4 separate regions of the Mus musculus genome follow, and regions 2, 3 and 4 are each linked to region 1. Evidence: chromatin loops called from intact Hi-C (ENCODE). Cell type or tissue: gastrocnemius. All regions are shown on one strand. Each heading gives the region's core, and the rest is flanking DNA. Links, peaks and the distances in the headings are about the cores only. Region 1 overlaps Dnaaf5 (dynein, axonemal assembly factor 5). Region 2 overlaps Prkar1b (protein kinase, cAMP dependent regulatory, type I beta). Region 3 overlaps Prkar1b (protein kinase, cAMP dependent regulatory, type I beta). Region 4 overlaps Prkar1b (protein kinase, cAMP dependent regulatory, type I beta).

What was found. A loop is a pair of places that touch in the nucleus more often than their neighbours do. Peaks named below come from ENCODE experiments on the same cell type or tissue, not always from the same donor. Only the 100,000 strongest peaks of a DNase experiment are listed, where the experiment ranks them.
Region 2: it touches region 1 in a loop (4-fold over the local background); 26 of 42 quality-filtered maps call a loop at or near these places.
Region 3: a loop joins it to region 1, with 2.2 times the contacts of the local background. A loop is called at or near these places in 5 of 42 quality-filtered maps.
Region 4: a loop joins it to region 1, with 3 times the contacts of the local background. A loop is called at or near these places in 26 of 42 quality-filtered maps.

The regions. Positions count from the first base shown.
Region 1 is chr5:139,176,804-139,182,348 of GRCm38, reverse strand. Dnaaf5 (dynein, axonemal assembly factor 5) reads right to left here. Exons shown (of 13, transcript NM_001081265.2): 10 at 4,284-4,434; 11 at 776-932. Among named protein-coding and RNA genes, the nearest start is that of Sun1, 21 kb to the left of the region's middle. In gastrocnemius, for the core only: a CTCF peak has its summit at 3,223 (motif pointing right); DNase peaks (open chromatin) are centred at 2,872 and 3,259; H3K27ac peaks cover 188 bases.
Region 2 is chr5:139,072,719-139,078,263 of GRCm38, reverse strand. The region is part of intron 4 of Prkar1b (protein kinase, cAMP dependent regulatory, type I beta); the gene reads left to right. Among named protein-coding and RNA genes, the nearest start is that of Prkar1b, 54 kb to the left of the region's middle. In gastrocnemius, for the core only: a CTCF peak has its summit at 2,950 (motif pointing left); DNase peaks (open chromatin) are centred at 831, 1,625, 2,219 and 2,933; H3K27ac peaks cover 230 bases.
Region 3 is chr5:139,012,207-139,017,751 of GRCm38, reverse strand. It overlaps Prkar1b (protein kinase, cAMP dependent regulatory, type I beta), which reads left to right. Exons shown (of 11, transcript NM_008923.3): 11 at 1-448. Among named protein-coding and RNA genes, the nearest start is that of Pdgfa, 20 kb to the right of the region's middle. In gastrocnemius, for the core only: no CTCF peak of the experiment used is centred there; a DNase peak (open chromatin) is centred at 2,403.
Region 4 is chr5:139,082,638-139,088,182 of GRCm38, reverse strand. The region is part of intron 4 of Prkar1b (protein kinase, cAMP dependent regulatory, type I beta); the gene reads left to right. Among named protein-coding and RNA genes, the nearest start is that of Prkar1b, 44 kb to the left of the region's middle. In gastrocnemius, for the core only: a CTCF peak has its summit at 2,849 (motif pointing right); DNase peaks (open chromatin) are centred at 2,852, 3,637 and 4,167; H3K27ac peaks cover 275 bases.

The DNA.
Region 1 (5,545 bases), core at 329-5,328:
GACAATAGCAAGCCACTGTAAATGGGAACCCTGAGGGGTGTGTCCTCAGCCCTCTAAGACCACCTGTCCTGAGGACCATCTACCAGCCCTGCACTGTGCTGGGGCTGTCAGCAAGCTAGCGTGGAGACTTAAGCATCTCTGTGCTGGCTTTCCCCACGTCCCCTCACGCTCACTGCTCCTCAGGACGCGTCTGTTCCTCTTGTGCTCTGTTCTGTACAGTACTGTCCCGGGTCACCGCCTGGGATCTTGTTGGCTTTGACAGCCTCATTATCTCTGTCTCTAACTGGCTTGGTGCTCAGGCTGCCTCTAGACAGGTAATGCAGCTGCCCACATCATGCCCCACCACGCCAGCTCCAGGTAGATTGCTCTCTGTAGCAATGGCAGATAGAAACCTTATTTCACACACACACACACACACACACACACTTACTTTAAACTGGAACCTGGAAAATTTCTGCTTCAAGGAGGGTCTCCCACCTTTATTGGCTACACCCTACCGGTCCTGGAAACAGAGCCTGGCCTCCATCTCCAATAATGCCCACCTCTTGCTTCTCATGAAGGCTGCTCAGTCAGGACTGGCTCATCTGTCACTGTGATGGCATATGGATACCCAGCAGGAGTCAAAAGAAATATTCTCTCTATGTCTAACTACAAGAGAAGTTACTAAATAACGTGGTGTGTGTGTGTGTGCGTGCGTGTGTGTGCGCGTGCGTGTGTGTGCGTGTGTGTGTGCGTGTGTGTGCGCGTGTGTGCTCACGCACGCCTGGTGTCTTACCAGGATAGACCTTGAGGAATTTCTCTGGCTCCATGGTGTCCCCTGAATTCTTGAGGAACATGTTGATGATGCGGCAGGACATCAGGCGTGTGGTCTGGGAGTCGTCCTCCAGCGTAGCCAGCACTTGTGGCATCAGGGTCTCTTGTGCCTCTTGCACCTGCAGGCCACAAATGGGTGTGAGGAACGTGGGACCACCCATGCTGTCAGCACACCAGTGCTCAATGCCAGGCAATGCAGCTTGAATGCTGCGAAGCACACCTACAAGTAGATTTGAATCTTTTTGGTTTTGTTTGTAACAATAAAAGTTTTGCTTATCTTCTGTGTGTAGGTCTGTGGGTGTGCAAGCGTGCAGGTACACACGTGTAGAGGACAATCTGCAAGAGTCAGTTCTTTCCCTTAACCACACGGCTCCTGGGAGCACACTCAGCACATTGGCCAGGCTTGATGGCCACTGCCCTCACTTGCCAAGTCACCTCACTGGCCCTTGAATCACTTGAATTTATTAATTATTTGTTTTTCGATTCGAGGTTTCTCTGTGTAGCCCTGGCTGTCCTGGAACTCACTCTGTAGACCATGCTGGTCTCACACTCAGAGCTCTGCCTCTGCCTCCCGAGGGCTGGGATTACAGGCCACCACCAGTCACTTATTATCGGCTCAGAGTGCTACAGGATAGGCCAGGCCACACAAGGCAAGCAGACCATGTGAATTACAGACAGTTCACCTGTAATCCCAGCACTTCAAGGGCAGGCTCTGTTAAACAGGGAGTTCTAGGACAGCCTGACCTACAGAAAACCACCCCAATGGAAAAACCAATCAACTAACAAAAAACCCATCAGGGGCTTGGAGAGAAGACTCACTGAGATGGTAGAGAACTTTCAGAATCGAGATCAACCCAGCACTCATGGACGCGCTGGGTGTGGTGGTGTACATCTGCATTCCCGGTGCCAGGCCAGGAAGAGACCCACGGTGGACAGCATGTGAGGAGTGACTTCCGATGCTGCCTTTGTTAGGGCTACGTGGCTTACATATCCTAAATCACAGTCTGCTTCGGGAGGCAACGGGGAGGCAGGGGCTGATGCATGGAGAGGCCATGGAGGATGCTGCTCACTGGCTTGCTCAGCCTGCCTTCGTTTAGAACCCAGGGCCGCCAGCCCAGGGCTGTTCCCAACCACAGTGTACTGGCCCTTCCACATCAACCCTAGATCAAGAAAATGTCCTACAGGCTCGTCTGCTTACAGCTGGATTTTCTCAATTGTGGTTTTCTCCTCTTGGGAGAATCTTAGCTCGTGTCAAGCTGACATAAAACTAGCCAGGACAGATATTCAGAAGTTAATTCTGGCACTCATGAACAAACACGAACGAACACACACACACACACACACACACTACAAAGAAAAAAAAAAGAACCCTTTGCTCTACTAAAATAAAATTTGAAGTGTAGGCAGTTCTCCAGGGGTTCAGTGGAGAGAAGCGCAGGGAATGATGGGAGCTGTAAGGGCTATGACAGGGAATTTTGTTTTGTTTTGAAAGTAGGAAAAGCTGGGCAAAGCCCTATCCTAGTGAGCACTAGAAGCTGAGGCAGGAGATTCATAGTTCAGTCTGCCTGGATTACAGAGGAAGTTCAAAGCCAGCTGAGGACTCTTACTGAGATCCTGTCTCCAAATTAAAAGTGGAATCAGTTAGGAACACAGATTAGCCACAGAACACTTGCTTAACATCCCCCAGGGAGAGGACTGGGCCTGTGGCTCCATGGTAGCCCCTGCCTAGAACCTTCTAGTAAAGGGCCTGGAGCTGTGGCTCAAATGCAGAACACTTACCTGGCATGTAATGGGACAAGCCTGGGAGATAAACCACATTTAGATGCATATATAAGGCTTCACGGGACACGAGAATGAGGGAGGCGTGAACCAGTGAATGGTTCACAGGCCTGTAAGTGGCCTGAGCAGGGCTCTCGTGATCAACAAGAGGGCATCACCTTTGCTGAGGAGGTGAAAGGGATGGGAGGGTAGGTGGTGCCAGTGAAGGAGGTGCTGATGGGGACAAGCAGTGTGGCTGCATGCCCTGGGCTGAGGGCCTGGTGAGTTATGACTGTACTGCCACCAAGTGGCTGCCTCTGTGACACTTTGCAGGGAAGCAGAAGGGCTTCTGGAAGTGGGCCTTCTCATGGTGTAATAAATACAAGAAAACAGCGGGCAGCAGGATGATGGCAGGGGCTGACTAGATAGGGTACCAGTGGGAGACGGTGGGGGATCTTGGGGAGGGCATCCATGTCAGGAGGGAAGGGATCACAACACAAGGGGAGGGCTTTGCCTGCAGCTTTGCTGTTCTAGAACAGAAATACTGCATTTTCTCTAAAGTTCAGATCATCTTAACCATTTCTGCTTTAATTTGGTCAGTCGAGTACCTCAGATCCTACCCACTGTAGAGTGCAACATGTGAGAGTTAGGTAACGACCCCTGTTGTCAGCAGGGGGCGCTCACACACCGTGAGCGGATGGCAGGCAGAGGAGCCGTGCAGAAGCCTCACCTTTCCATGGCTCAGTCGCCTGGCTCACTTCACTGCTTAGAGCAACGCAGGCCTGGCCTGCCACTCTCAGCCACTTCACCTGTGTGTGGTAAGAGCTGAGCCCAGGGCTATCCCTCATCCTAAGCTTGGAATTTTGTGAAGAGCATTCAACAGAAACTGACTTCGGAGACCATTTACCCAATATCTGATGGAGAATTTCTGTGGCACTAATCTTAATAATACGTGCTACACTGTGTGTGCAGTTGCAGCAGACATAATGCATATGTGTGTTCATGTGCTTTTTTTTGAAGGCCAGGAATTGATACCAGGCATCTTTCATTATCATTCTCCACCGTGTATACACACTCATACACACACACAATTTTCTATGTTTGTGTCTGTTTGTCTATTCAGAGTCCAGAAGAGAGCATCAGATTCTCAGGAGTTGTGAGCCACCAGACATGGGTACTAGAAACTGAACTTGGGTCCTCTGCAAGAGCAGAAGGGCTCTGAAGCACTGGGCCATCTCTCCATCCATCCAGCACCTTCTATATTGACACAGGGTCTATCCCGAAGTCAGAGCTTACTGACTGTCAGTGAACCCTGTCTCTGCTCTGTCAATGCTGGTCACCCATGTGGCCAGGCCTGTTCTGTTTTTGTTTTTTGCTTCTTTACATGGATGCTGGGATCCAAACTCAGGTATGGCTGGCATGTCATCTCCCCATATACCTGTGACCTGGTATATCCCTAGTCTCTTTTGAGTTGCTTTTGTCAGGGTATTTTATCACAACAGTAGGATAAGAAACTAAGACAGTTTGTAGACCAGATCCCAGATCTTTCAAGGAGATGTGAGAACCAGAGCAAGAGACTTGGGCCCTGCCCTGATCTGGCCCCACAGACTTCAGCCCTTTAGAGCTTTCTGTGCTGATTGAATGACGCAGTTCTGTAAGGTCCCATGATACACACATGGACAAACAACTGGGGTGGTCACAGCTGTCCTTACCTGCTTGGCCGATAAGATGTCACTGCTGATGAGTGCCCACAGGCAGGATATAGCAGCCGTCCGGATGGCTGCAGCTGTCCTCCCTGCATGCCACTGCAGGTTGGGGGCTAGGATGTCATTTATTACCATATCCAAATAGCCACGGAACTGTCTGGAACAAGAGGGCAAGTGAGGAAGGACAAACAGACTACTCTGAAGGACATGCTTCAGTTTGGGAATGGAACTGGACCTGACCCTGTGCCTCTGCACAAGGTGGTTTCAGGGGGCTCTGTGCTCAAGGGCTGCACCAACCATGATAATCTATGTGGGTCATATGGCACCTCCGTCACCACCCATTGAACCTGCCATCTGTGCCATTAAAACAAAGGAAGCAAGAAATAAGGGTTGGGTGTGGTGGTGCACACATCTTTAATCCCAGCACTAGAGAGGTAGAGGCAGGAGGATCTCTGTGAGTTTTAAGGCCAGCCTGTCTACAGAGTGAGTTTCAGGACAGCCAGGGCTACCAGAGAAACCATGTCTCAAAAAACCAACAAAACCAAAAAAGAAGTAACACGGGGCTGAGACGGCCTGGTGCTCAAGAGCACTTGCAGCTCGCTCTTCTAGAGGACCCGTGTTTGGTTCACAACCCCGTGACTACAGCTCCAGGGCCATGCAATGTCCTCTAAGAGCCTCTTCAGGTACCTGCACACACACAAAACATCTTCTTTTATTAACAAGAACTCTCATACAGAAGATGTCCAGCAGGTCTTGCTAATGTGAGGCTACCTGAAGGGGAACTGTCTGTCATGCCCTCTCTAACAAACTGCTCAGGGCTTCACCCTTCAGAGAGCAGACAGTCTGCCAGTTGCTCATGACTTCTCTCCCCACCACTGCTGGTCTATAACCTACTTTCATTTTTAACTTAAAAAGATGGGATCTCATATAGCCCAGGCTGGACTCAAATCTCCTATATAGCTGAAGATGATGATCTTAAATGTCTTATTCTCCTGCCTGAGTGCAGAAACTACAGGCATGTTCCTCCACACCCATTTTGTACAAAGCTGGAGAATGCTGGGCAAGCCTTCTTCCAACTGAGCCACACATCCAGCTCATGTTTGTCTGTTTGTCTGTCTGTTTGGTTTTTGAGACAAGGTCTTGTTATATAGTCTAGGCTAGCCTGGAATACCTGATCCCCTGCTTCCACTTCCTGAGTGCTGGGATTACAGGCGTACACCACCACTCTGAGTGCTGGGATTGCAGGCGTACACCACCACTCAGTGCTG
Region 2 (5,545 bases), core at 310-5,309, 100 kb after region 1:
GCCGATACACATGGTGTAGATGTATAAACAGACCCAGCCAGCACCTGCTCCCTCAACATGCCATGTGCACATGAGGGCCACTCCCAAGATGCTATCCTGCGCTCTCTCTTGCCTTCAGCTTTACAGCCCATCTCCACCGTGGCTCCCCACCATGGCACTGAAGCACAAGCACACTCTTCCCAAGGCTGTGTAAGACTCTGGGAGAGCCAGGAGGGCAACCTGGGTGGTCCCTGCTGTGTTCCCTGCTGTGGGGCTGCGGTGGTGTTGTGGCTGCGGCAACACTCACTGCTATGATCTCTAGCTTTCCTGTTGCTGTCTTTTCCTCTCTCCTCAGCGGGGTTTATATGTAAGGCCAAGAGGGACCCTGATTTTTTAGGGCCATGGGCTGGCTTCTGTCCAAGTCCACACAGGTCCTGGCACTGGGCTGGCCGGAGTGGTTTTGGACCAGTGGCCACCTGGTTTGGGGTGTAGCCTTTTACTTGTAAAGGGAGCCCTAGGCCAAAGATGAACTATGTGTAGTTTGCAATCCTGGTCCATCTGGACCCACAGGTGTTCCCAGCAAGCAACTGGGAATCAGTCACTGTCCACTGTGTGTAACCAGGAGATAAAACTGGGTCAGTGACTTGTTTCTACCTCCTTTGGACAGTTGTCATGTTGAGTCACCTCCTTCCAGGCAGTGTAGATGTCGCCCTGGGCCTATGTGCCAGTGAGTTTATGAGTTGTCTCTGTTCATCGATCTGGGGTGAGGGAGCCTCTGTCCCAAAGAGCTCCATGCGGTCGCACTTGGGGGCTGGGCCCTGGTTCTTCCACACAAAGCCTTGGCATCAGGCCAGGGGATGGGTGGGAGGCCTCCGGGTTTCTCCAGTCCCAGCCTCACACCATCAGCCTTTACAGTCGGCATGTGCTCACCCAGGCAAGGGGCCAGACTGACAACAACCAGGTGGGTCTGAGTTTGCTCCGGTTCTCTGACACCTGGAGCCTCAGAACCTCATGGCTGTGGGTACAAGCCCTTTAGCTGTCCACAGGCCTCAGTTGCATACTTAACTTGGTGCCCTGTTGATGACCTCAGTGGGCCAAATCTTCATCTGCCACCCACCAAGACCCTTTGCTTTCTGTGTACTATAGACAGGTCGCTTCTCACAACCAGATTTCCTTAATGGAGTTGTCTCTACTGACAGGGGTCACCCTCACAGAATGGGCCTCCTATGCCAACTGTGGCCTCTACTACAGACGGGGATCTGTTGTGTAGTCTGAGTCTCCCCACCGCTGACTGGACTCTCTTCCATAGACCATGGTCTTTTCTGCTGTCTGGAGTCTCCCAGCTGGTTGGTCTTTTGCGCTACTCACCTATTGGGAGCCCGGATCACCTTCTCCCTATCTGGTCTCCTCGCTTTCAGTAGCACCTGCCAAGGGATGCAGAGAACAGCAAGCTCTCGCCCTGGCCACACGGGTCTCAGATGACCTGGTCGGCAGGTGGATCATCTGTTGACTCTTTCAAGCCCAGGCTGGCACTTTGAAACAGCCTGGGAGCCACTGAGTAGTTTTGCAGCCACAGGAACAAAGCACGTGTCCAGTGCTTCGTGCCAGCTAGCTGTTACCACAGCTGCAGCTGTACCTTCCCAGCCACCGCACTGGAGCTGGGTCTGGCAGCCATTATGGTCCGGCTGCTGAGGCCCTGTGACAGGTTTGAAGTCTATAATGTACTTGGAGGCTGTCCTCTACCCTGGTTACTGGTGACAGCCAGAGAGGGCAGCTGGGTTAGGAACACCATGAGATCTCTGGCATCTCATTAGATGTAGATGCCCCTGCCTGCTGTGACCACAGGGTGACACTTTGCTGCAGCAACTATAATTGTGGTGACCACAGGGCCTGGGGCTTGCAGGCCATCATTTCTCTTGAATTGGTAACGGGTACACCTGTCACGGGCTGCAGAAGGCAAGCAAGCTTCCAGCGCCCTGCTCACGGGAGCTCAGATCAGCCACTGGGGAGTTTGGATGATGGTGATGGAGTTTGGATCTGTCTGGTCCTTGGGAAGGGGGAGGGAGGGGGGAATGAGTCTTAGTGAGAGGTGGCCAGGACAAGTGTGCCCCTTCAGGAGGACTGTCCTGTTTTATAGCTAAAGATCTGGTACAGAGCCAGAATCAGCTTTGTCCCAGTCGTTAGCCAGCTGATAGAGAAGCCAGAGGCACTTGAACCCGACTTTAGCCTGAGGCGCTGTGGTGTCCGGTGCACTTGGCTGGCACCGGCAGCCCCAGGGTTTACTTTCTCTCTTTTGGCCCGGAATGGCTGCCAAGCCCCACCCCCACCCCCCACATCTCCAGGCAGCCTCATCAGAACTCAGCCAGCTGGTTCCTTTCTTTCCTCCAAGACTGATGTCCTGGAAGAAAGATTCTTAGGAGGTGACCTCTATCGGTCCCTAGAGGCTGGCTTGCTGGTGGCCTCCCACCTTGCTGACCACGTGGGACCTCCCCCGGCCCCCCCCCCCCCCCGCTTGGCTCTGTACATGGTCTGTGGTGAGAGGGAGCAATGAGATTTCCAGCCCCAGTAGGGCTCCAGTGTGTGGGATGCTGGACTCGGTACCTTTGACACTGCCACCATCTCTGGTGGACCAAATGTTAGATAGAGTCCAGATACTGCTTCTGGGGCTTTCTGAGTCAAGATGCCATGTGGCTCAAACTACCATTCATAAAATATGGGACCAGTGATGGGGCCCGTGGTGTTTTTGATGAATGAATGAATGAATGAATGAGTGAGTGAATGATGACTGGAAAGGCACGCCCTCTTTGGTTTCTACCATTGTTTTGCTAGTGAGTTTACATGGTGGGAAATATGAATGTTCAGGACATTCATCCAACACAGTGCCTGGCACACATCAGGCTCCCTGAACAGATCTCCAGGGTTGGGTACGGGTTGGGTAGGGCTCCCTCTGGTGGTTGAACTTGAATTTCCACCTGCTTTTCCCTTTCCTACACTGGAGCCTGCAGGGCTGACTTGAGTCAAGGGCTCTACCTCTGAGCCACACCCCAGCCCCTCACTGGGGGATTCTAGGCAGGGGCTCTACTACTGAGCCACGCCCCCAGCCCCTCACTGGGGGATTCTAGTCAGGGGCTCTACAACTGAGCCACACCCCAGCCCCTCACTGGGGGATTCTAGGCAGGGGCTCTACCACTGAGCCACACCCCCAGCCCTTCACTGGGGGATTCTAGGCAGGGGCTCTACCATTGAGCCACACCCCCAGCCCCTCACTGGGGGACCTGGGTAAGCATGCTACTGTTGCACTATCTCCTCAGCTCTCTTTTTATTTTGAATTTTGAGATAGACTCTCTAAGTTGCCCAGGGAGACCATAAACTCACTCTGTGCCTCAGGCTGGCCTGAACTTACAGTCCATCTGCCTCTGTCTCTTGAGCCGCTTTATAACCAAACCCTTTCTTTCTTGGTTGCTTTGGATTTGTTTTGTTCTTGCCGTCGCTCCCCAAGGCTACCGACTCCAGGTCTTTCCTATTACACACTGTAGATGTCCTTCCATGTGCAGATTCTCTTGTGCCTCACACGCTTGACAAAGTCTTACTTTAGCTGGGAGGTGGTAGCATAATGCCTCTAAATCTATGAGTTCAAGGCCGTCCTGGTCACAGAGTAAGTTCCAGGACAGCCAGGACTACCTGGAGAAGTTCTATCTTATCCCCTGTTCCCCAAACGTTGCCTTTTATTTTTTCGTTTGGTTTCTAGTTATTTTCATGTCACCTAGATTCTCTTCCTCCCCCCTTCTCTTCCTCCTAGTTTTTGACTTATTGAGATGCGGTCTCATTTTGTAGCCCAGGATGTCCCAAAAATCACGATATACCCAGGACTAGCTTTGCTCTCACCACAATCTTCCTACTTCAGACTTACAGATGAGCATCACCAGGCCCAGTTTTGGTGCCTCCTCCCTGACCCTGTGCTGTTTAGAAGTGCCAGCACTTCCAGAATGCTGGGTTTTTCCCAGGCTTCTAATTTCCATTTTACCTCGGCGGTGACCTAACGGTGCCCACGGCATGCTTTGCTGCCCGAGTTTACTCAGGTGTGTTTTATGGCCCGGGATGTGGCCTTGACTGTTTCATGGGAGCTGCCTGCCCCTCTGCTGTGTGAAGATATACTCCATAAATGTCTATTAGCTGATTGGCAGGCAGCACGGCCCTACTCACCTGTGTCCTCCTCAGCTCCTGGCAGGCCTTAGCTGGTTTTTCCAGTATTATCAACCACCACAGGGCACTGCTTGTCTGTATTTCTGTCAGATTTCACTTAGCAGTCCAGTGTGTGTGTGTGTGTGCACAAATGTACACACACACAAGTGCACACACACAAATGCACACACACAAGTGCGCGCGCGTACACACACACACACACACACACACACACACACACGCAGAGGCCAAAAGACAACTTCAGATGTTGTTCCTCAGGCTGTCCACCTTGAGTTTTGAGACAGGGTCTCTCAGTGGACTGGAACTCACAAGTAGGTATAGAAGAGCTGGCCAGAGAGTTTCACAGATCTGGCTGTTTCTGCCTCCCTACCACTGGGCATGCTCCACCAAACCCAGATTTTTTTTATTTATTTTTTAATATTGGAAGATTGATTCTGGGTTTGAACTTAGGCAAAGCATCTCTTTGGAAGGTCGTTGTTGCAGCCAAGACAGGTATCATATTCTGAGTGCATCATGGGAATCTCTCATAATGAAGTCAGAGCCCTCATGAGCCAATCACCTCTGTGACAAGCTTTTCTAGGCAAACATTGAATCCACACCATAAATGAGTGTTTTAAGTTATCATGACTATATTAGCACCACGACAGAAGCAAGCTCCCTTGCTCCTGAGGATAAAGGTTACTGGTTTAAAGTTCGTCTTCAGCCTCCTCAATGTGCCTGTGCAAATTCAGAAGGTCAGATGGGCTGGGTCATTTGTGGATATTGTGACCATTCATAGCTAGCATGTAGACTGGTGATTCTGAGTGGAAGCCACATTGACAAAGAAGTATATCCAACCCCCCACCTCCTAAAGCCTAGATCCACAGTGGACACTCAGGCCCGTGTCTCTTACAACCCCATTAATGCATCTCCACCCTGAATCTTGGAACTTCACAGTCTGGGTGCCAGAGCTGGCCACCTGGCCCGGAACAATGTGAAGAGATCCAACTGGGCTTATGGGCAGCCTTCCGGGAGCAGGCAGCCTTGCCCCACACCACAGTGCACAAACAGCCAGGGCTGACTTATTGCTGTCTCCACAGAAATATTTGGAACTAGAGTGAGCTCCCACCTAAACAGTGAGAGAACCTAAATTCAAGCTGGGACACCACATCTGTCGCCCTGGCCAGCAGCTGAAGGCCACTTGGGCTGGGATGGCCAGTGTAAGACAGACTGACGCCAAGGTGTCCAGCAGTCTGGGTGCTTCCTGTCTACATAGTATTCACTGAAAGTGCAGATCAGAATAGTAGAGAGTCCTTCTTGTTTGGGTCTTTCAGAGTGGTTGCCAAGGAAATGAGACTTCTAGCTGCCCCCTCTCGCCCTCTTC
Region 3 (5,545 bases), core at 285-5,284, 160 kb after region 1:
TTTGAGCCTTCCCAGACTCTCTCTGTAAAGCCCGAATCCCTGTCCCTTGACTTCCAAACACCTCTCACCCGAGTCTCTCTGTTCCCTTACAAGAGGGGATAATGTACTGAAACCAGGCTTGACCCCACATCCCTAAACCATCCACCGTGGAGTGTGATATGAGCCAGCCAGACCCAAGGGCCACATGAGTGTCCACAACTGCTTAGTGTCCCCTGGGTGACCGGCATGTCATGAGACAGTGTGATCAACCTTTTCTTGCCCCGCTGTGCACGTCTAGGTGACCCTTCCAGCTGACCATCAGCTCCCCGCTGTGTGGCCCTGGCCATGTGTGTCGTGCCTGCACTGTGGACTATCTGTGGATTCTGTGGCCCTGCTTCTCCATCCCCTATTTATGTCACCAAGCGCTGCATGAACTATTAAATGTGCAATGAAGAACCCTTTCCCAACCTGGGAGCCTCTGTCTAAATCTTTTGTAGATAAGAAACTGCTCTGGGGATTTCAAGTGATTAACACTGAGCTGGGGAGAATTGGCTTAGCAGGTAAAATGCTTTTCATGCAAATGTGAGGACCTGAGTTCAAATCTCCAGACATAAAGCCAGACAAAGTATCAATCATATAATTCCAGGCTCCTACTGCAAGGTAGGAGGGGTAGACAGGAGAATCTCTGGAAGCTCGGACCAGCTAGCTTGGCATACCCAGATGGTACAAGAGACCTTGTCCCAAACCAGGTGGAAGGTGAGTGCAACTTTTGACCTCTGACCTACACATCAATGTCATGGCATACTTGAACACATTCATGCACGTGCATACACACACACACACACACACACACACTTTAAAAACCACTAAAGCTAAGCCAGATGTGGTGGTGCATACCTTTAATCCCAGCACTCAGGAGGCAGACAGAGGCAGTCCAACTCCCTGAGTTCGAGGTGACCCTGGTCTACAGAGTGAGTTCCAGGACAGCCAGGGCTACATAGAGAAATCTGGTCTCAAAAAAACAAAAACAAACAAACAAAACCATTAATGCTGTGCCTGCTCTAGTCTACATAACTTAGTCTCAAAGTAAAAAGTTAAAAAAAAAAAAGGCAGTGAATATATGGCTCAGTGGTAAAATGCTTGCCTAGAATCCCCTAGTGAGTGCTGGGTGGTGGTGGCACACACCTTTAATCCCAGCACTTGGAAGGCAGAGACAAGTGGATTTCTGAGTTCGAGGTCAGCCTGGTCTACAGAGTGAGTTCCAGGACAGCCAAGGCTACAACAGAGAAACCCTGTCTTGAAAAAAAAAAAAAAAAGAAGAAGAAAGAAAAGAAAAAAGAATCCCCCAGTGAGCGGCTGGAGTGTGGTTCAGTGGTAGAGTCTATGCCTAGAATCCCCTAGTGAGGGGCAGGGGACATGGCTCTGTGGTAGAATAGCTGCCAAGCATGTGCCTTATGTGGGCTCAATATCCTTGTAGAAGCAAGCAAATAAAGTCAAAATGGCAAGTGTTTTGTTACTATCTGCATGCACAGTATATTGAAGCTATCACTACACCCTTCTACAGATGGTCATCTTCCTACTCCAAATTGCACACATTAGATATGAACTCCCCATCCCCACCCCTACTCTTCTACTTTCTGTAACTCCATATATCCAAACCAAAGTCTATAATATCTTCCCCTCTTCTTCTCCCTTTCCCTTTCCCTCTCCCTCTCCCCCTCCCCTCATTCTCTCTCTCTCTCTCTCTCTCTCTCTCTCTCTCTCTCTCTCTCTCTCTCTCTCTCTCTCTCTCTCTCATCTATCAATTTTGAGACAAAGTCTCACTATAGCGCTCTTACTGGTGTCCAGCTCATGAAATCCTCCTGCTTCAGTTCAACTAGTTTCATTTCTACATTGTCAGTGCAAATGGAGGGCTGTGTTGGCCAGACCTCTGTTTGTTAGAGGTGTCCTAGGCATAGTCAAATAGATAGGGCCCAGCCCCAGCCTCATACCCATGTCTGATACCCTACTGACTAAACCTTGAGAGGGAAGAGATTGGCTGGTGCCACTGGGCAAATTTCTTATGGGTACAAGTGGGAACTGGGATAGAGAACACATCTCCATTTCATTATGGTCTCTGTCCTTTGCCAGCTGTGGTGGGCAGTTTGCTTGCCTTGAGAGCAGGGCAGATTATGGGAGCCTTCCATCATCGAATTATTATTCTCCTCAGCTCACTTTTCACCTATCCATGAATTCACACGAGTTCACTTTTCATTCACCCTTGGTTCTTTCCCACATCCCAAGCCCTTTCTATGAGTCCTCAGCCATAAGCCACCTTCCCTGCCAAAACCATTTCCTTGAGGCCCGGGTTTTCTGACTATGAAGACAGAAGTCTGTTGTGGCTGGGTGCCAGCAGGTGGGGCTCAGCCCTGCTGGTCTGATGGCCTTGGCTGGCCCTTCCAGACAGTGGACAGTACTGACCTTGGCTGGCCATTTCAGTCCATGGACAGTCCCAGCCTCACTCCCCCAGTTCCGCTGAATCAGCTGGGCTGGCGGGTGACTCATGTTGAGGTCAGGCCCCCTGGCTGTATTCTGGGGAGACAAGCAGCAGCCTCCTGCAAGACTGGGGCTGGGTGACTTCACATCCAGAGTACCCTGGTCCTAGCTTTAGATTTAGTGTCCCCTTCTGCTCCCCCCACCCCTACTTTCAGTTAGTTTACTTCCTCTGAGATCAGCTGGCCCTGGTCCTGCCAGGAAGTCTTCATTGACCCAGCCTGGCTGCTTTCTAGCTGCACTTGCCTCTGTGATGTCACCACATTGGGAAGCTGGTGCCTGAGGCCTCCTCCACCATCTCCAGCTCCAGTTGGTTGGTAATGATCCTGCTTCATCCTGTCTGTGTCCTGTCTGTGCCCATAGACTAAGAGGCTAGTATGGGTAACAGTGTTATACTGTCTTTAAAAATTAAAGTAAAAATAAAAACAAATGTAAGCTGGGAGTGGTGGTGTATGTCTTTAATCCTAGCACTCAGGAGGCCAAGGCAGGGGGATCTCTGTGAGTATGAGGCCAGCTTGGTCTACAAAGCAAATTCCAGGACAGCCAGGGTTACCTACATAGTGAGATACTGTCTCAAAAACAAAAACAAACAAAAAAATCCCATACAAATGTATATGCACGCGCGTGTGGGCGCATGTGTGTGCATACACCTCCTCCAACCATGTCCCCCTTTTTACTAGGCTAGCTGGCCATCAAGTCCCTGGAACCTCCCTATTTCTGCTGCCCAGTGCTAGGATCACAGCTACACAGTGCCACACCTGGCTTTTTGCATGGGTGCTGGGGACTAACTTGGGTTCTCGTGTCTGTGCATCAAGCACTTTACCCAATGAACCACCTCCCCAACACCATTGCTCTTGTTTGAGATAGAATCTCTCACTGGTCTGGAATTTGTCAAGTAGGCTAGGTTGGCTGGCTGGCCATGGAGGCCCAGGTATCTTCCACTTTTCTAGCACTGGGATTACATTTATGCCCCAACATGGCTTCTCCCTCCCTCCCCCCTTTTCCTTCTTTAGCAGTGCCACTGTGTAGTCTAGACTTGAGATCCTCCCCTCTCAGCCTCCCAGGTGTTGGGATTGCAGATGTGTGATATCAAGCCTTGCTCCTAGTTTTTATTATCTGTTTGGCAAAAGGCAAGTTGCTTAACTTCTCAGAGCTTCGATGATCTCACCATGAACGGGGAGGAGTATTTGCCTCGAAGGCCTGGTTTTAGCAGGGCATGGGATTGTGGATAAGGTGTGTTAACTCAGCAAAAGAAGCTCACAGGCTCAAAGTTATCATGGCATAGAACATCACATCTGATCATGCATAATGACAAGCACATCAGCTGTAGTACCCACAGTTGGTAGACACAGATTGGCTACTTTCTTGCTGGCACATGGCTTGGGTTGTATGTAGCCCTGATATGTGGCCACCTAGAGAGGACCCATCCTAGCCCAAAGGAGCTACCTTTCTCCTGGACCCTCATTCTCCAAGTATCCTTAGGTAGACCCTGTCCCTGCTCAGGGACCCTTGTGAGTCAGGCAGCCATCTCAAGGGAGGTGACTTTCCATATGTCTGACCCACCATCTCATGACATAAACTTTCTAGTGTGAGCTTCTGGGTTATGTGGGGAGGGTCTCAGACAGACCCCGTAGTATAGCTTATCTACTCCAGGAGGCCTGAGGACCTGGAGTTGGGCACAACTGTGATATGTATAGCCTGTGTCAAGCCCCAGAATGTAACTTCCTGGGTGTCTGCTGCAGGCTCATACTCAATAGGAAGGGTCCAGAACACCCTGTCTCTGGCACCCAGATATAGGTTGCAGGCCTTTTGGGACTAGGTCTCAGAGCCAGGGAACCTAGGCAGTCCCTTGGGACATGGTACCTGAGCTAGTTAGATTTGTCAACTTGACACTAGCTAGAGAGGAAATCTCACTTGAGCAAATGTTTTCAACGTATTGGCTTGTAGGCAAGGCTGTGGAACATTTTCTTGATTAATGATTTTGGGCAATGCCAACTCTGGACAGATAGCCCTGGGTTGTATAAGAAAGCTGACGGAGTAAGCCATGGAGAGCAAACCAGTAAGCAGTGTTCCTCCATGGCCTCTGCTTCAGTTCCTGGCTCCAGGTTCCTGCTTGTGTTCCTGCCTTGTTTTCCTCTGATGATGGACTGCAAGCTCACCAATGGATTGCATAAACCCCTTTCTCTACAAATTGCTTTTGGTTATGGTGTTTCTCACAGCAACAAAAAGCTAAGACAGGCCCCTGGTGGAGAATATTGGGCTAAGGGCAGGAAGAAGAGAGTCACCCTCTGAGGTAAAGGTGAGCAACCAGGAACTCTGTATCGCTGACATTGTCACCTGGGGCCTGGCATGAGAGTACTAACCTCAAAAGAACACAAAACCCTTGCCACGAAGGTATCTGATGCCATCCAAGATCGGAGGCTGACACTCCCTGTTTGGTCAGTTACCCACTCCTAACCCATCAATCACTCAGCAAGCCTGCCCACCAGGCTACAGGACTGGAGTGAACCTTCAGGATCTCTCTGTCTTTCTGTCTGTCTCTGTCCTTAATGTCTCATAATATCCCTGTGGGGCTCATTTTGCACAGGGCCACTGAATTCAGAGTGAGAAGATGTTCACAGCAGAGGGGTTGGGGGACAAGGAGTAGAGCCTGGGTCATCTCTGCCTAACCCAGCATGTTCTGGGAAGCTCTGCCTTCCCTAGGGCCATAAAGCTTTTTATGAGTGGAGCCCTAACCACTGGAGCCCAGCCAGGTTTGCCCTGGGAGGATATCATGCTCCCTAGGAGGCCCTAGGAAGACACGAGGACTTGGAGGCAGTATGAGGCAGTGATGGGCACCAAGGGGAGCTGTGTACAGGCCATGTGAGCTGGCCATGACTGAGGGTCCTCCAGGTGCTGCCATCTGCCACAAGGAAGCCTGTCCTTGCAGCCACTTTGGAGTCTTTCTCCCACCCAAGAAAAGAGAACTAGGAACAGGGACCAGCCATGGGGGCCTCAGAAGATCTATGAAAACTGACAGGCCAAGGAGGTACTG
Region 4 (5,545 bases), core at 133-5,132, 94 kb after region 1:
TAGCCCAGGTGAGGTTGGAACTCTATGTAGCACAGATCTCTTGGTTCTTTTGCCTCAGCTTCCAGAGTGCTAAGATTACAGACTTCCCAAATACCTGGATCAGTATCTTTCCCTCTCCCTCTCCCTCCCCCTCCCCCTCCCCCTCCCCCTCTCCCTCCCCCTCCCCCTCCCCCTCTCCCTCCCCCTCCCCCTCCCCCTCTCCCTCTCCCTCTCCCTCCTCCTCCCCCTCCCCCTCTCCCTCTCCCTCTCCCCCCTCCCTCCTTCCCTTGACCCAGCCATCCTTCCTTCTTCCTTTCTTTTAACCAATAGAGATTAAAATCTCATTATCAGTGTGTGTATGGGCATACTGATCTGCAGGCACGAGGTTGCAAACATGTAGAGACCAGAGGACATCTTTCTTGAGTGGGCTCTCTTTTTCTACCATGCAGATTCTAGGAATGGAGCTCTGGTTGTCAGGCTTGGCAGCAAGCACTTTACCTGCTGAACCACCACACTGACCCAGTAGTACTTTTCCTATAAGGAGCTAGAGAATTCTGATGGCAGAGTCTTAATTCTAACGTTTCAAGCATTTCCATGGCTGAGTTCTTGAAGATAGGCAAGGGGCCTCAGGCTGGTTTAAATCCCCACCTTTACCTGTGCCTCCCCATTCTCCCCTCATCCTGTGGCTTTGCATTTCTCCTGGTATCTGGAGAATGTGGAATTCTGGTTTGCTGTCCCAGCTCCCTGCCAGAGACCTGGGGCAGGGCCCCTCTCCCTGCAGGAGCATATAGGAGGAGATTTGGGAGGGAGTAGCTGCCCGGGGGAGGTCACGCCACTTTCTCATTCCCAAATTAAAGATGTGTGGTGAATGAATCACGGGGCCTTTAGTCTTTATCCATCCCCACATTATTTATAGAAACTGGAAGACAAGAGGACTGTCTCCAGTCACCTCTACAGGGTTCATGTCCCCTTGTCCCAAGGCAGGATTTGTATGGTTCCTCTACAGGTCTCAGGTTCTGTGGTTCATTGGTTGGTGCGTTTCAGCCAATGGTGTCTGCCTATTCTAGTCTCCTGCTGACCAGCTTTCTGGTAAAGTGTGGGGATGTTTGGCAAAGACATAGGTCTGAGGAGAGCTGGGATGGTTTTCTCGTGAGGACTCTCTTCTCTTGAGGCTCAGAGTGCAGCTCACAACCCTCCTCCTAAGGTGGATATTCCGCTGGGCACGCTTGGAGCCACAAGGAAGTAGGGTGGTGGGTGGGCCTAGGGAGAGATGCCTCTGTCTGCTCCAAGCACTGAGGGGTCATATGGTATTTTGAAAGTGATTGGTGAAGCCCCTACGCCCTGTTCTTTTACAGTGCCACAGCTCTATTTCTAGGGTGGCTTTTACATCTTGCTTGTCAGTTCCAGTTTTAACAGTCTGCACCACGCTCCCCTTCGAAGCCACAGAGATGAAGAGGCTAGAGAGGCCTGACCTGGGAAACATGTCCCCTAAGACAGACAGACCTGGCCTCTGCTGTTCATCTCCTGGCCTAAGGGGAAGACATCGGCGTCAGTGAGTGCCATCTCCAAGAGGCACTCAGGAAAGACTCCCGCTAGATTTTAATGACCTGCCATGTTTACAGACTTAGAAGATGCCTCAGGGACCTGAGTGGTAAGAAGTGGTTCCACAACTCAACATCAGCAGGGCTGTTGATCTGGGCTTCAGGCTGACATTTGAATCCAAATGTGCTGAGCTGTGGAGCCACAGGGGCTTCTGAAAGTATTTTAGGTTTTTCTTCACGGGTTCGTTCTGAGGCGTTTATTAACTGTGTGTGGAGTGCCCACACTGGCCCTCTCCACAAGCGATGCTGGGGCTGCTCCCCGCTTCTGGGTGGGGTTTACACTAATGTATGAGCTACGCTTTTGGAAGAGCGAGCCTTCCTGTTTTCCCAGAGTCACTTTATTCACTAAAAGGTGTACACAAGAGCGATAAACATCAGAATGAGCCTTTCCTTTGGTCCATGGCTTTAAGACCTTGTAGCTGGGCTTGGGGGTCCAGACCTGTCATTCAGATTAATCAGGTGGCTGAGGCAGGAGGCTTCCTGGGCCTTGGTCATCAGCCAGTCCAGATGGTCGGCGTGCTTCAAGGCAGCTGGGGCTTGAGAAACGACATAGCCATGGTCTTCTGGCACTGTGTGCACACTTAAATATCACGTACCCATGAGTGAAGTGCACTTGGGTCGAACATGGAAAAGCCCATTTTCTCACTCAGTTAGATTCCCATCTTCCATGTGAAGATGTCTTGCTCGTGTGCCCAAGGCATCCCTGGAGTCTGAGCAGGAGGGCCGCGTATGGACTACTGGCAGAGGGGGACAGGGTAAGCATTCTGTGTGGACACTCACAGGGCCCTCATGTGCTAATGATCTAGTCTCACGATAATTCCAGGATGAGGAAACACATAACAGACCAGAAAGGTCGAGCAATTTGTCCAGTGCTGCAAAGCTCATGGTGAGGAGGCGGGGTGGGGTGGGGTGGGGGCTGCTGAGTTATTCTGTGGTATACTTTGTCCTTCTGCTCTCTGACTCTTCCAGAATCCATGCCTGCTCACACTCTGCTCGCTCCGTAGCGGCTGATGTTGTCTATGTATCCTTGCAGTGCTCTCTGCCCACTCTTCACACAGCTGCAAACACATACCGAGGAAGCTGTTCTATATACTGTAGGTGGCAGTACCATGACATTTATCTAACACTAGGGGGAAGACAGACAGACAGACAGACAGACAAACAGACGATTGGGGTCCTGGATCTTGGACTTCAGAGCTGCCCTGTCTAATAGCAGTTCCACTGACTGCTGTCATGGTAACAGTCACCAGCCAGGCAGGTGCTGGCCACCTGGGGTCACTGTGCACCAGCTATTGGTAGAGTCAAGAGCTGCTGAGAGAAGACATGGGGTAAGCTCTGGGTCAGCCATGCCATCCTCAACACTCATGAGGAAAGCGTCAAAGTGGAAGCTGACAGAGGGCTCGGCACCGCTTGCTGCCTCACAGCCCTCAGTAAGTCCATTTCACAGATGAGGAAACTTGAGGCTTTGTGGCTGAGTGACTTGTGCATAATCCAGCTAGAAAGCTCCAGAGCTGTGATTTGGATTCAGATATAGTGTTCAAGAGCACACGAGCCTCCTTAGTCATCTGTGCATGACTCTAAGACACCCCCAGAGATCTGTCTGCCTTCTGTCTCATCTGTCACCTGCCCAGAATAAGCCTTATTGCCTGATACAACATAGGATGCTTCTCTGAGGCTGTCTATGAGGTTCACCCTGAGGGGAGGACTGTGACCCGCAAGAGTTCCCCAGGAACACCACATGGGATGGTCTGTGGACTCTGCACACGGATGTACACCAAACCCCACCATGGTCATGCACACATGTTGTTCTGCAAGCCCCTGTCGGTTCCTGTAAAAACTGATCCACCTTGCTGTACCTACTAGCTGGACATCCATATGATATCTGACCAGAATTCATAGCTCTTGGGGGTCAGCTGGGGCCCATCCTGTACAAGGGAACACTAATTGAGACTCAAGGAACAAGAACTAGCTTGGGACACATGCACACACACACACACACTCTATGATACAGCCCAAGCTGGCCTGGAATTCCTGTCCCAGGCTTCCAACTGCTGATAGCACAGGCATGCTGCCCACACATGGCTGTCAAATCCTTTTGTTGTTCATTCATTTCCCCTGTAACCAATATTGGAACTCATTCTTGCTGAGTCACTCGACTGTGTCGCAGAGAGCGGGACCGTCCTTGGATACTTGAATATGCCTCCCTAGATCTACCCTGCTAGCCATTGCGTATTCTACCCAGATTTTTGAGGAGTGAAGAAGAGGTACTGGGCCACCCCAAAGCTGTTCTCTCTGTTGCGTTTGGTAGGATGAAGCAGAGAGAGGGACGATACAAGCTTTTGTGAACACTGCTCAAGCCTGCACCTGAAGAGAGGGACAGATACACTGTGGCATGCCCAAAGGATCACCTTGCTTCCAAGAGGATGTTGGGGCCCGAGAGTCCTGTCTTTGCTTATTACTGTACCCTTCCCTGAGAGGAAAGGCCACAGCCAGCCACTGGGCAGTGCTCCCTTGGGAGTACTTGCCAGGAGGACACTGCAGTCACCACCTGGACATTATCACAGTGGGGAACTTGTCTGGGTTCCAGGTTCAGCCCAGCTGGGGAAGTACTGCAATAGAAACACCGCAAATAGCAAGACCTGTGACAGGCTGCGGGGGCTGGAGAGGGGAGCCACCCTGAAAAGCTGCTAGGCTTATGTCAGAGGGTGCAGAGAATAGGCCAGACCATTGAGGGGGTGTGGCATACGCTCAGCCTCCTTCAGAACTGGACTTTCCCCTTCAACTGTCTTTTATTTTTCCTTGGTTTATCTCTTTCTAGATCACCTTACCTCCAATTCCCCTGCAGCAGTGTGCATGCATACATGCACACATGCACACATGCACACATGGCCCTTGCACACATTCTTCCTGTTCTGGGTCTGTTCTTATAGACCACATGTGAGTTGCTCTTTCCTCAGAGCAGAGGAAGCTACCACATCATCTTAGCCAGTACCCTAGGCTATGTAAGTTGAGAGCCAGTCTTGGTGGACCAGAGATTTAGAGAGAATGGTTTGGGGATGGCAACCTGTTTTAGTGGAGCAGGAAGAAGAGCTGCAGGGCAAGAAGCAGGGGGCTTCCAAAACTGGGCAGGAGCCATAACCCAGCAGTAGCATGCTGGCCTAGAATCCTCCACCTAGGGGCTCGGCTGTAGCACAGAGGTTGAGCTCCTGCCTAGAATCCCCCAGTGAGGGACTGGGGTGTGGCTCAGTGGTTAGAGTCCCTGCCTAGAATCCCCCAGTGAGGGGCTGGGGGTGTGGCTCAGGGGTAGAGCCCCTGCCTAGAATCCCCCAGTGAGGGACTGGGGTGTGGCTCAGTGGTTAGAGTCCCTGCCTAGAATCCCCCAGTGAGGGGCTGGGAGCGTGGCTCAGTGGTTAGAGTCCCTGCCTAGAATCCCCCAGGGAGGGGCTGGGAGCGTGGCTCAGGGGTAGAGCCCCTGCCTAGAATCCCCCAGTGAGGGACTGGGGTGTGGCTCAGTGGTTAGAGTCCCTGCCTAGAATCCCCCAGTGAGGGGCTGGGGGCGTGGCTCAGTGGGTAGAGCAGTTGGAAGGAAGGAGGGAGGAAGGGAGAGAAAACAGGGGAGAAAAGATGGAAAGAGAAAAGTGGGCGGGTTTGTTTACAGTATTCTCTTAAACTCTCTAACCGATGCCGTGAAAACTGGGCAGAGCAGAACTGTAGAGAGCAAAGTCTGACCTGGTTTTAGACCGTACATAACAATTAACTGCAAATGAATCTAAGACTTCAGGGTGAGAGCTAAAAATGTAAAACTCCTAGAAGAAAACAGGATGATGTGCCCTGGTGTTGGTTTTGGTAGCAATATTTGGCTAGGATTCCCATGGCACACACAGAGGCCAGCTGTTCTCTGTTTTTGTTTTGTTTTGTTATCAAGATTTTTTTCCATCTTTTTTTTTTTTTTTTTTTTACAGACA